Regions from separate parts of the Mus musculus genome. Here region 1 is linked to region 2. The links are chromatin contacts, found by Hi-C or POLR2A ChIA-PET in ENCODE. All regions are on one chromosome and are shown on one strand. Each heading gives the region's core, a stretch centred on a gene start or an enhancer-like site at or near the end of the contact. The rest is flanking DNA. Distances are from core to core; before and after follow the strand shown.

Region 1 (7,019 bases), core at 2,978-5,477, 65 kb after region 2:
CTCGAGGATCTCTGAGTAGCGGTGAACTGCGTACTGATGCAGCCTGAGGCGTGGTTCTCCACAGAGCATCCACAGTCTCTCTCCTTGGGGTCACACTGGTTTCTCAGGGTCACGGGTTCCTCTATGCCCCACTCCTACCCCAATCTCATCTCCGTTGTTGCTGTTGTGCCACCTCGCTCATTCTTGCCCTAAAAGCTGATCTCATGGTTTGTTTGGTTTGGTTTGGTTTTTTCTTTTTCTTTCTTTCTTTTTTTTTTTTTTTGGCCCTACTGCACCCTCACTGTCCCATCATGCTGTGTTGTAGGCGTGGCCTGATCATGGGGATTTGGAACTCCCACACCTCCGTGGGCAACATTCTGGGGTCCTTGATTGCCGGCTACTGGGTGTCTACGTGCTGGGGCCTGTCATTTATCGTGCCTGGGGCCATCGTGGCAGCCATGGGGATAGTGTGCTTTCTCTTTCTCATCGAACGTAAGTAGACCTGGCCCTAGACAAGGCCACCTGGGCTTTAGTCTTCATGGTGAGTTGGTTAATATAGATCCAGTGCTGTAGGTCCGAGCCCGTATTCACCCTGGCTCTCCCCTAGCCAGGCCCTGTACAAAGTTCCACAGCAGCCCATTCTGTCTTGGTCTTGCTCAGTTTTCTGCTCTTTCCTGGTTTCCTGTAGAAGTTCTTTCCCCTCATCTTCCTGTCCTCATCCTTCTCTGAGCACCGAGCACCTGCATCATCAGAGACTCTCAGATCTTCCTCTTACATCCACCTGAGGGCACAGCCCAACCCTTCATGCTTGCACCTGCTCACCCCCCTCCCCCACCCCACCCCCACCTCCACATGACACGTGGACTTTGCCAGCTTGTGTGCTTGGCAGTGAGCCATTGTTTGGAACAATGTCATAAAACCAAGGTGTGGTTTAAAACCACATATCTTATTAAGCAAAATGAAGTCCATGTTCTATTCCGGTCAATCCCAGACTTCCGATTTTGAAAATAATTTTTAAAGCAAAGGACCTGCAAGTGAAAGGTTTGAACAGCCATGCTGAGTGAGGAGCCAGGCCATTAAGACCCTTCATCCTGGGGGCTGGAGAGATGGCTCAGTGGTTAAGAGCACTGCCTGCTCTTCCAGAGGTCCTGAGTTTAATTCCCGGCAACCACATGGTGGCTCACAACCATCTGTAATGGGATCTGATGCCCTCTTCTGGTGTGTCTGAAGACAGTGACAGTGTACTTATATACATGAATAAATAAATCTTAAAGAGAAAGAAAGAAGTTTTGTTTTTTATTTTTAAAAATAAAAATAAATTAATTTATTTATTTGCTTGAAGCAAGATGAAAGCACAGGCCTCTGGTATATCCGAGTAGCCCCCGGCCTCCACCTTTATCTCCCTTTACTCTGTACACGCTGACCTTGCCTCAAACCCTCAGCTTCCACACTGTGCAGCGCTGCCGCACCCAAGAAAAGAACGTGTTTTAGTGAGCTTAGTTCCTCGCTGCCTTTTTTTGCCCGCTGCTCAAGCCAACCTGTTAGTTTTTCAATGACCTCCATCTTGCCTAGCGAGGGGGATGCAGCTCTCTCTCAATCAGCTCTCTGGGTAGTGAAATAAAAATGGACATTCAGATCTAGACCCAGGGCAGTCTTTGAGTGATGTGGGCCACCACTTAACCCCACGGTGTCCTCCGGAGGCCCAGGAAATGGCATGCTGGCTGGCAGGGAAGGGCACTGTGGGACAGGCAGGGCCTTGTGGCTTCTGTACTCAGGTAATTGGTTAACTAACTGGTATGTCACTGGAGTTCTCAGAAAGGCCATTGTACCAGCTGTCTTCCCCGGCCTTGTCCCTTTCCCTTCCCCCAGGTATTGATCTGATATCACACACCTGGAGAGCTACAGTGAGTGCCTCCTCACTAGGGCTCCAGGCCCTGTGTCCACCCTGTCCCACCTCTAGAGTCCCCAGGGAATGTGTTCTTTAACTGATGGAGGAGCCGGTTCTGGGTAAGGAGGAGGGGGGAAGAATAGAGGTGTGGCGGTAGCTGGAAGGGTAGATGATGTCATCCTGCACAGAGGGTTACCCCCACTCAAAGCAGGATTATCCAGAACAGAGAATCTGTTCTTACTTTTTCAGTACTGGACCGGTGCCTCCCTCTTATGAGCCCAAACCCCAGCTCTTTGTGCTGTTCTTCCTCATCCGTCCTAGAGCAGACAGTTTCCGCCCCGTAGGCCCACACAGCCTTCCAACCAGCTGACTTAGACCTAGAAGCCACAGACCTGGTGGTGCTCATTTCTCTGGGAAGTTTTGCCAGAGCCGCCATGGTCAGGACCATTCCTCTGAGCTGGCCTGTGTCTTCCCCCCCTACCCAGGTCCTTCTTGGCTCTGTTTAGGAACATGGCTGCTGGTAGTGGTGGGGTATCCTAGTGCCAAGGCAGAGAGACAAAACTAGAACCCAAGCCTGGTCTCAGAATTGATCTCTGTCCTGGTGCTTATGCCTCCTTCCCAATTCCTGGGTTTTCTTATTAGATCTATAAGCCTTTGGTGACCGCTGCCAAGCATGGAGGAAGACCATCTATTTAAAGCTCTCTGTTCCGTTCACTTCCGTGTCCTCTTCCTCCTCTGTTCCACACGCTGCTCTCCTAGTGTGGGGGACGCCCCCGAACCCCATTCGCACCAGCTGCTTTGCCTCAGCAGCCACTTCCCACCCCTGTTCCTGCTTCTGCCTCTCTTGGGCTCTTCACTGAAGTATGTGGCTTGTCCCCCCTACGTGACCCAGGCCACAGACCTGGTCATGGTGCCCTAGTAGTCCCTTCATCTTCCTCCCTGAGCTCTGCAAGACTCTCTCCAGGGCCTGGTGCTCGCTCAGCTGGGCCTTGCTGTGCAGGACAGTGTCCCCAAAGCTCTGTACTGTCCCTCCCATGCTCAGGTCACCCATCTCTCACATGCCGATCTGAGCTTGGCCCTGCTCTCTCCCCTCCCCCGGGGTTAAGATGTTCTTCCCTCCTGTTCTTCATCTGTCATACCTGGGGCCTTTTCCTGGGTGGCAGGCAGAGACTGCCCCATGTGGAAGGCTGCCTGCCTCCCTGATACCATGCCAGGCCCCAGGGCTCTTCTCCCACATACACCCAAGTTCCCAGGGTTCAGGGACAAGCTGCTGTTTGTTAGGGGAGCTGAGTGACCACCCAAGGCCCAGAAGGTCAACGAAAAGATAAGCATCAGGTGACAGAAGGGACAGGGAAGGCCTTTTCATGACATCACTTTGTTGCAGCGATGCCAGTGCTCCATTTTCCTCCCGGAAGGCGTCTGATCTCCGCTCGCTTTCGTTTCTTAGAAATTCATTGTCCCTTACAAAGTTACAGATTCTGTTCTGAGAGTGCTTGGGTGCCTTTCTCGTGTTTCTGTGTCTGTCTAACCGGTCCAAGGGTCCACCGTGTCCTGGGCTCAAGCTGACTTATCCCACTATCAAACTCCTATTCATACCCTCGGGCTGCCACACGCCCATCCCCACTCTGTGGAAGAATGGGAGGGGAGGTGGGCTATGCCGTCCCCTCCCTCGATGGCCCCTTGGCCTGGGCTGTCTTCCTTCCTTAAGCTCTGTTTAGTTTAGTGGAGCACCAGATAAGAGTCCTATCCTCTTCCAGTGGACCTTGTTTCATGCATTCAAGGACATACAGCCAATAAAAAACGACAGTAATGAAACATACCCGGATGCTCTTGTAGTTCCCTCTTCTGTTACCACTGTGGGAAGAGGCCCTAAAACTTATTTAGCAGGAACACCGGGCGAAGATCGGGTCCATTGCCAGCAGCACCCTAAGCGCTGCTGAGGGCTCCAGTTCATTGGCTGTGGGTGGCGGTATTTAGTTACCCATCTCCTGTTTGCTCTTTCAGACCCTAAGGACGTCAAGTGCTCCTCCACCCTCCCCACGGTAAGAGCTCCTGTGTTTCCTGTTACCTCCCAGTACAGCCTGCTCCTCTTTACAGCCCACACTGCCAGCAAGGAAAGGCTGGCCACAGCCTCACGCATGACAAGAGTCTATCTCAGCCATTGCAACCCACTGAGCCCTTCCTGCTTCTAAGTCCTCCGCTCTCCCTACAGAGGCTACCTGAAACATGTCACCACAGCCTGGCCTGACATCCCTCAGTGGCTCCCATAAAACCCCCTCTACCTGTTTTCCCTCTGCCCTGTCAAGCAAGCGTTAGGCATATCAAGGAGACCCTTGCTCTAGGGACAGTGCCCAAATTGTACAGCAGGGGGCACCAGAGCCTCTTCCTGTTGAGGCTTAACAGCCCAGGGGTCCTGGGTGTATGTATGTGTGTGTGGGGGGGGTGGGGGGTGGAGAACATTCTGACACTTTATTAACGAAAAACAAAAATAAGCAAAGAAGGCTACTATATTCTAGAAATGTAGCCATGGTGGTATTTGAAAGTGTTCTCAAAGCCATGATGATTTCAGAGTCCAAGTTCACAGAGCTGGTGGTGATTTCATTGTGATCTGAGGCCTCCGTGAGTCACTGGGGTTTGGGGGGTGGGGTGGGGTAGCTCTAAACACAATAGAACCAGGATACTCACTTGCAGACAAGAAAACCTCTGTGGCCACATCCTGCAGCAGCGAATTCTAGAAGTGGCTTCTTCCTCATTGCTAGCTCCAGACATACAGGGGACCAGGCTAGGCACAAGCTCCTGCCTCTCCTGCTGGCACGTATGTGAGGTAGGGCTGAGTCTGCCCGATGCTATACGTGATCTTGGCCAAAAGGTCTAAGCATATCTTTATTAATTTTCTCCTTTTCAAGTCTCTGAGTGAGTCACCAGGGTCTCACAGAGCTCAGCTGCCCTGAGGGCTCGATGGCATGCTGAGCCGGAATCATAAACAGAACTGTTGCTATCTCCACCCTCTTAATGTTTCACAGTGGGGTTCAGCTTCAACACAGGAAGTCATGGGGGTACCCAGCCCTGGCGTAGCTGAGCTGAAGAGAAAAACCATGTCTATTAGGCCTCATCAGAATTCAAGGCTTTAGTGTTTCAAATGGGACCATCTGAATGGGGGAGGGGTGGGGCGAGAAATATTTACAAATTGTGTCTGGGCAGAGACCTGCATCTAGAATACTAACTCATTACTTAGACAGCCAAGGACAAGCAGGGTCAGAGGACCACAGCAGATATTTCTTCTAAGAAGACACACGGGTGGGCTGTGGGCAAGAAGTACGTGTGTCTCACCACTCGGTGTGAGCAGGCATCAGGCGACTTGGTCAAATCCACAGGGTGGCTGTCATGAGGGTTAGTGTGAATGTGGAGGGATCAGAACTCCCGCCTCCCTAGGGCGTATGGAAAGGGATGCAGCCTCGTGGAATGAACAGTTACATCTGACCCCACAGCCCCACTCCCAGAAACACACCAAGAGAATCACAATCACGAAAGACTTGGGCACACAGGTTACCCATAGGGTTATAGCATCCCAAAAATGGAGCAAAATAGACAACTGCCAGTTGATAAACAGATGCATTCAGTGTGATACATTCTGTGGTGAAATATTATTAGGCAGTAGGAGAAATTAAGCTCTGTTGAAGCCATTTGGCTGAACTAAAGAAGCGATTCAGAGAAAGCCACAGCATAAATACAGTTCCATTTGTATGAATGCTTGACTGCTGAGCTATAGCCCAGTCCCTGTGGGAAGCATCCAGAAGTGGGAAAAAATCCTGAGAACAAGCAGATCAGTGAGGGGAGAGGGGGCTGGGGGGACAGCACACAGTGACAGTGCTGTCCCTAAAGGTGAGGAGCATTCTGGGGTTGCGGTCAGTGCTGGATACAAGGCTCTGACTCAGACCACTGAACAGAAAGTCATGAAACAGCAGCATATTTCTGGTTGTTCATCACAATTTTTTTCCTGAGAATTTTTTTCTGTCATGAAAGAAGTGTTCATTTAAAAAAAAAATGTATTGGTGAGCTGGAGAGATAGCTTAGTGGTTAAAAGTACTGAGTTCAACGCCCAGCATCCACATGGTGGCTCACAACCATCAGTAATGGGATCTGATGCCCTTTTCTGGTGTGTCTGAAGACAGTGATGGTGTACTCGCATATACAAAAAACAGTAAGTATTGGGTTTTAGTGTGTAAGCATCTTCCTCTGAGGTTGTATACTCTCTCTCTCTCTCTCTCTCTCTGTGTGTGTGTGTGTCTGTGAGCGTTCATGGAGACAAAGAGTACATCAGATCCCCTGGAACCGGAGTTTGGAGTTTGTTGTGAGCCACTAGGTGGGTGCCAGGAATAGAACCTAGGACCTCTGGAAGAGCAGCCAGTGCCCTTAACCACTGAGCCACATCTCCAGCCCCAGTGTAAGCATTCTCATGGAAGTCTAATCAGCTGCTTCTCTTCCAGCACCCTAGAGCCTCTGAGAATGGCATAAACAGATTTAGACTGCAGAAGCAAACCACGTACAGTGAAAAGAATGGACCTCTGGTGAGTGACACACAGCTTCCACCTGCTGGGATGTCTTTAGAGATTCAGAACCAGTCTCTAACCCCCCCACCCCCCACCCCCCCTACCCCACCCCCCGTGGACCAACTGGCTGTCCCCGGGCCTCAGGCGCAGCTCAGACATCCAGGATCTTTAAGCCATTGAATCTCCTTGTATTCCTAAGGGCCATTTGAGTCAGCCTCGTTGACTTTCTCTGGACAGTCAGCTAAACTCACATGTCTTCAAATCAACTCTGAAAATTATCCAATGATTAATTAACAATAATTAATAAATCAATTAATTATAATCCATCCAATAACTGTTCACTAGCAGGAAGCACTACTCAGGGTTGGTAGGGGCTGAGGAGGCAAATGCAGATGGGAAGTGAGCAGAGACCTCAGCCACCTGCACCCCAGGTGCTGTTCCAGCTGGCCTCAGCAGGTGTCACTGCGGCACAGCTGTATGAGAGGTGGGTGTTGCAGGTGCAGGTACACAGCGCAAGAAGAGCGCACAGTGGGCTCCGGGTACAAAGTGATATCAAGAGTCCATACCACAGGCCCAAGAAAAGGTGGCAAATGTCACAAAAG
Region 2 (6,897 bases), core at 2,159-4,658:
GCCCCCTCGGGCTGAAGAGATAGCTCAGTGGTTAAGAGCACTGACTGCTCTTCTGAAGGTCCTAAACCCAGCAACCACATGGTGCTCACAAACATCTGGAATGAGATCTGATGCCCTCTTCTGGTATGTCTGAAAACAGCTACAGTGTACTTACATATAATAAATAAATAACTAAATCTTAAAAAAGAAAATAGCCCCTTATAGGCTCATAGGGAGTGGCATTATTAGTGGGGTGTGGCCTTGTTGGAGGAAGTGAATTAATGGGGGCAGGCTTTGAGCCTTCAGAAGCTCACATGGGTACCAGTGTCTCTCTCTCTCTCTCTCTTCATGCTGCCTGCCCATCCAGATGTAGAACTCTTGGCTCCTTCTCCAGTACCATGTCTCCTTGTGCGTCACCATGCTTCTGGCCATGATGCCAAGGACTGAGCCTCTGAACTGTAAGCCTGCCCCAATTAAACGCTTCCCTTCATAAGCGTTATCGCGGTCATGGTATCTCTTCACAGCAATAAAGCCCCAACTGAAACAAGCCCTAATCCCTGCTCTCGGTGGATCGCAGAGGGGTAAGCTTCCAGTTTGTCCCCCTAAACCATGTTGGCAGATGTGACTATTCCCTGCCACGTCTAGTTTTCTCCCTCTTGGGATAATGTAGAGGACCAGTCACACCAGGCCAGTCCCTGCAGAGGTCAGGATCAAGTGCAGACAAGCTGGACTTTATGAGAATCTATGCTGGTCTCTCCAGGCTCACTCAGGTCCCTCAGACTGGCCGGAGGATAGTTCGGTAGAGGAGGGAGAAACCTGCTCCTTCTAAGGTACCTCACACTAGCCCCGCCAACTCCAAAGGGTGTGCTTTCTTACCCTGGTCTATGTCGTAGCTGTTCTCCTGGCTCTCCTGCCTGAACGTGTCTACGTCTTCATCGGCCCCCCTCGGCTCCAGCTCGCCCTCAAAACCTTCTGCCTGGATGTCTTCTGAGGGGTCACCCACGCCTGGGATGAAGACAGCAGCGGCAGATAGAATGAGATCACCAGAGAACATGAGTGCAGGTCTGTGTGTCGAGTGGTCCTCCTGGTTTGCCCAGCAATGTCTCCTGTGCTTTCGAGCATGGCCCCCTTTCCCACCCCACCCCCCACCCCCCACGCTCCAGCCCAGGCCTGGCCATCAGATCACCCTGACCTGTCTCCAGACTTTCTTGGCAAAGCCACAGTAAAACGGATACAGAGAAATGCAACCTTCTTCCAACAGGGACACCTGATCCCATTTGCTGTCGGCTGCCCAACCCAAGTCACTCCCACGGCCAGGCGATAACTCTGACTATTAGAGAATCCCCCAGGGTTCCTGGGGCCTGCATCTTAGCAGGACATGTCTTCCATCTAGTTGATCTTTGTTCTCCTCCTCTACTCCCTGGGAGAGTCTCATCCCCTTATAACATCCTGCACCCCAACTGACCCACTGGCCATTTCCCAGAGGCCCCAGCTACACCAGGCCTGGGAACAGGTGTGTATGGTGCTTGCCCCAGGGCGACCCTGACAAGCATGGGGTGTCTGTACCAGTAAGTCCCTGCGGTTCCTCCTGGCCTTGGCCCTCAGGGGGAGGCTGCTCCTCGGAGAGGGTTGGAGTCCACAGGGCCAATTCTGTGATGTTGAGAGCTTTCCATTTTGGAACGATGTTCACTAATGTCTCTTCCTCCTCCTCCTCTTCTCCTCTTTCCTATTTTAAGGCAAAAAAAAACCCATCTGTATTGCCGTCATTTGGTCTGGGATACTAAATGACAACCGGGGGTGGGGAGGGGGTGCGGGGGGAGGGGCTGGGGGAGGTAGTCAGAATTCCAAACATCTGCTTGGCTGCTCAGAAATGAATTCTTCCATTTTCGTTCCATAGGTTCTCAGTGCCTTCACCCATAGGGTGAGACAAGTATTCAAGGAGAGGGGTAACCAAGCCGGCCCTGCATCAGAGTCACTCAGAATGCTCTCTGAAACACACACGCTTCTCACTTGGCCAGTTGGGAATAGAAACTAATAATTTGCGTAGGTTCCAGGTCAGGATTGCAGACTGGTCATTTGCATAGGATCCCAAGTGACCCCTGAGGCTGCTGAGCCAGGAACTATACTCAGAGACTATCCCCAAAGGGGCCCATGTGCTCTGGCACTAGCTGACTTTCCCCAGGTGGTGGGTGACCCTTCTTTCAGCTGCTGGCAATCCACAACTGATAGCTCAGAACCTGGGTGCCTCCCATGGATGTGACCCCCCCTCCCATCAGCAAAGCCTCAGCACTGCACCACCCCCATCTCCCACACCTGCTGCACGGCCCCTGGTTCAGGCAGGTCCCAGCTTCAGAGACGTCACAGCACTGGTCACCTCCTGTTTCTAGCCAATCCTGGTTCTTCCGCAGTTGACCCTCCTCAGGTCAACTCCCAATAAACTCTGTGTGTGTGTGCCTCAGAGTGTTGTAGTTGACCTTCTCAGAGTGATGAAACAAACTATGCCCCACTCCCAAAACTGTGACCTTGTCCTAGCCCCCCAGGACCTTAGAGCATGACCTATTATTTGAAGATTAGGTGGTCCATGTAAAAATGAGGTCCTACTATGTGTGGTATTTTAGTTCCTTTTGCGTAGCTGAGACAAACTACCTAAGGGAACAGCTTAAAAGAGGGAAGGGGTATTTGACTCAAGGTTTCAGAGGCTCAGACCGTCATGGTGGAACAGTTTACTGCACAGTCCATGGGAAACAGGGATGGGAACAAATCGGAAAGGACCAAGGGAGATGCAGCACCCTGAAATATCGCCCCCTGCTGATGGTTTCTCCAATTAGGTCCCCACTTCTACAGTTTCCAGCATTCACCTCATGAGATGGGGGTGGGAGGACAGAGGGATGGATACTTTTCCTTTAAGCCAAAACATCTGGGAACATTTGTGGGATGTGCTGGGGAGACTCCCTTTAAGTGGAAAGAAAAGAAAAGAAAAGAAAAGAAAAGAAAAGAAAAGAAACAAAACACTGAGGTTGCAGAAACCTTGGGGAGGGAGGGAAGGGGAGAGGAGGGAGGGAGAGAGGGAGAACATTCATGTAACTCATGTTTGCCACATTATCACTGTTTCATTTTATTTTATTAATTACTATTGCTAAGTCTCCTCTTTATTGTGCCTGAGATTAAACTCTGTGGTCCAGTACTATCTACTGCACCAGGAAAGTCAGGATAGTCCTGGGAGAGTCAGCTTACAATACAGTTCCAGTTCCTAGTTCACTAGGAAGGGAGCTGGTTCAGGGACCAAGGAGAAAAAAAAAAAAAAAAAAAAAAAAAAGCACAATTTGATACTTTCTGATACTTTCTCTGGCCAGGCTCAGCCTGGCTCCTAAAGCTTCTGACTGGGGCTGGGCTGTGCCAGGGCTTGGCTGTGCCCGGGCTTGGCTGTGCCATTAGGTTCAGCTGAGGTAAGGCTGGCCCCGCCCACTCTGCTGAATCCTGACTCAGAAAGGTCAACTTCCAGAGCAGTGGTTCTCACCCTTCATAACGCCGCAACCCTTCAACACAGGTCCTCATGTTGCGGTGATCCCCCTCGACCATACAATTATTTTCGTTGCTACTTCACAACTGTTAACTTTGCTGCTGTAATGAATCGTAACTGTAGAGAGCTGACTTGCAGGGTAGCTGATATATGGCCCCTGTGAAAGTTTCGTTGGCCCCCTGAAGGAGTCTCAATCTACAGCTTGAGAACTGAGATGCTAGCCAGAACCTACGCATGTTCTTGATCGCTTGGGCTTCCTCACTGTCTCTAAAGCACTTCTTCCTTGTCATGGCGGGGTCGCGGGGGTGGGGGTGGGGGGGGCCTATGCCAGCTTAGCTCAAACTTTTGTTTTTGTTTTGTATTGTTTTTCCTTTCCTTCTTCCATTCTACTTCTCTGGGAAAAACAGCTGAGGTTTACAGCTTGCTTGCCCTGGGGCATTTGTTTGTTTGTTTGAAAAAACTCTAATAAAATTGTCCGTAGTCACTAAAAAAACAAACAAAAACAAAACTTCTTACAACAGGAATAAGGCAAAGGCTCAGAGGTAGTACTAGGACCAGGAAATTTTTACTAAACCTCATTACACCCAGGCAGTCGCCAGGCATTGACACATCAAGAGCTCACACATGGACAACCCCTTCACACAATCCTGTACCCTGAGAATGGCTACACTGTTGCCAAACAGAGAAGAGCAATCGGCTATTAACGCCCATGCTCAGTGTAGCAAAGGAACTTATTAACTAACTAGGCTTTAAGAGCAGGCCACCCTTGGGACTTTTGTGATCAGCCACCTGACGTCGGTACAGATGGTTAACAGTGTTCAGATGCCATTCTGGGACTGACACCTGCCGGAACTCAGGGTTAGACTGTTCCCAGCCACAAAATCAAGCTCTGACCCCCGAAGCCATTGTGAAATGACATTGACCACTTTGGCAGTTGGGCTGTCTGCTGGGATCAATATGAGTGAGCAGATATTTATTTAACCCTTGAAAGCAGATGCAACAAGTCCACTTACCGTATCTGTGAGGCGATATTCACCGTGCTGTTCGCATCCAATATCAAATACGTACTTTCCAGGGCCCACAGGCTAGGGGGAGAGAGGGATTCAACGCACTTTATTCTTCAGAAATTCTTTTGTTGTTGTTTGTTTTTTTGTTTTTTTGAGACAGGGTTTCTCTGTGTAGCCTTGGCTGTCCTGGAACTCACTTTGTAGACCAGGCTGGCCTCGAACTCAGAAATCCGCCTGCCTCTGCCTCCCGAGTGCTGGGATTAAAGGCGTGCGCCACCATGCCCGGCTCCAGAAATTCTTCTGAACAGAAAGCAACAAAACACTTCCCAAGCACCGTGCCCAGAAAGCCCACCCCGAATGACCTCACTGTGCACAGTCTGAGAGGGTTGCAGAATGGTTTTGTCGACTGACAGCTAATGGGGAGGTCTTACTGCTTTATCAAAGGAAAGAGGAATGCATCCACTTTAGAACCCATAAGAAATCTGCCAGTCGGGCATGATGGTGAACGCCTTTAATCCCAGCACTCGGGAGGCAGAGGCTACAGAGTGAGTTCCAGGACAGCCAGGGCTATACAGAGAAACCCTGTCTTGAAAAAACCAAAAAAAAAAAAAAAAAAAGAAAGAAAGAAAGAAAGAAAGAAAGAAAGAAAGAAAGAAAGAAAGAAAGAAATCTGCGTCTATGGGCAGACTCACTAGAGAGGGGCTGGCTACCAATGCTTTGGTATGCTTGTACCAGCACTGGATTTAGTGCAAAGCACCTTTTAAAAACTATTTACTTAGAGTGGGGGCAGGGTGCCCGAGTCGAAGCCCATATGTGTCAGTCAGAGGACATCTTGCAGGACTCCGTTCTCTCCTTGTCACATTCAAGTCGGCAGGCTTGACATCAGACACCTTTATCCACTGATCCATTTTACTGGGCCCCATGAGGTTTTCAGTTTTTTGTTTTGAGTAAAAACCTCGTCACAATTACACTGACACCACTTTGACTTAAAAACCTGGCGTGAACCTAGCCTCAGATTTACAAATTCCCCCCCCACACACACACATTACCAACTGTCAACCTGACATTTGATTTCACCTAAGACCAGGAATTATAATGTGCCCAACTCGGATACTGATGTTGACTGTTGCTATGCCAACACTCTTGTTGTGTTTTGAAACTATGTCTCCCTCCACAGCTCAGGCTGGCTCAGAAGTCTCTTTGGCGCTGGTCTCAGCAGAGTCTGCAGACCTACACCGCCACACTGAGCTTTCGATTTTCTAGTCATTATGCTGTTTCTTATGAAATTAAATCTATTTTTTTTTCTTTTCAATTCTGTTGAAGGGCTCTTTCCCTCATTTCTGCATTGGCAGACAGTCACCTATTTTGATTCGTTTTAGAAGGTCCATGGTCAATTTTAAAAATATTCCTTCCAGAAAATACCTTTCTCCCTTTGCTGAAGGACAAACCAATTTTACCGACTCCCTAGCCCTTTTATAAAGTGCTAAAGCACAATGAAGACTTTGAAAAATACAATGTTAGCCGTTCCCTTAGCTGGGAGTTGACAGAAGCATCTGTTATCATCTGTATCCCTCCCAGACTTTGCCCAGCAATGTGATTTGGGTTTACCTAGTTATCTAGTTTCTCAGTTTGTTATTGCCCCTCACTTCTTCATTAGTCTTCAGGGATGTCCTAGTGAGACGTTCAACAACTTCATCTCCTTCTGGCCTACCTTCCATCTCCATCCTGCCTCATCCTGTTTTAATGGCTTGCCAGCAAGGACAGGGATGAGGGAAAATATCTGAGAAAGAAACACTAACTAGCCAAGCAGTGGTGGTGCACACCTTTAATCCCTGCACTTAGGAGGCAGAGGCAGAGGCAGGTGGATTTCTGAGTTTGAGGCCAACCTGGTCTAGTGAGTTCCAGGACACCCAGGGCTATACAGAGAAACCCTGTCTAAAAAAAAAAAAAAAAAAAGAAAGAAAGAAAGAAAGAGAAAAAAGAAAAGAAAGAAACACTAGTGCTAAGGGGGTGAAAGATGCCTGACCCCACCCGTAACCATGGAAACACAGTTTGGGGGGTGGGAGACAAGACTGCAGGAGATTCGGGGGAGGAGGAAAGCAATGAAGACTCAGGCTCTGTTGTTGGTGAGGGGGCAAATTGATGCAGCCTTTCAAGACAATGGGCGGTGTTTTTGGTGTTTCAAAGTGTCAGCCCTTTACACTCCGCTGCCCCATTATCTAGCTGTGATGTCTCATCCACACAGATGACAACACACCTGTGATGAAGGAGCCTCAACCTAAGAAGTGCCTGCTTCATCAGATTGAACCATGGGCTGTGCTCTTAACTGTTAGTAGATGTAAGACTGGTCGGAATCCACTGTGGGCAGAACTATCCCTAGGCAGTTGGGCT

The links. Hi-C counts contacts between places; a loop is a spot of excess contacts on that map. ChIA-PET counts read pairs that join two places held with the same protein, here RNA polymerase II (POLR2A).
Region 1: a map of Patski shows a loop between it and region 2 (2.4-fold over the local background). The contact joins two enhancer-like sites. A Hi-C loop is called at or near these places in 1 of 37 maps with a recorded cell type or tissue (Patski). POLR2A ChIA-PET finds 5 or more read pairs at or near these places in 2 of 5 experiments (both embryonic stem cell).

What each region holds. Positions count from the first base shown.
Region 1 is chr17:31,321,795-31,328,813 of GRCm38, forward strand. It overlaps Slc37a1 (solute carrier family 37 (glycerol-3-phosphate transporter), member 1), which reads left to right. Exons shown (of 20, transcript NM_001242427.1): 8 at 305-471; 9 at 3,872-3,909; 10 at 6,355-6,435. Among named protein-coding and RNA genes, the nearest start is that of Slc37a1, 29 kb to the left of the region's middle. Within about 2 kb of position 4,228, at least 1 of the 3 ENCODE cell types and tissues checked has a DNase peak (open chromatin) inside an H3K27ac peak, as active enhancers do.
Region 2 is chr17:31,257,243-31,264,139 of GRCm38, forward strand. It overlaps Rsph1 (radial spoke head 1 homolog (Chlamydomonas)), which reads right to left. Exons shown (of 9, transcript NM_025290.4): 6 at 4,513-4,584; 7 at 1,546-1,705; 8 at 856-984. It also overlaps a transcript of Ubash3a not described here. Among named protein-coding and RNA genes, the nearest start is that of Rsph1, 17 kb to the right of the region's middle. Within about 2 kb of position 3,409, at least 1 of the 3 ENCODE cell types and tissues checked has a DNase peak (open chromatin) inside an H3K27ac peak, as active enhancers do.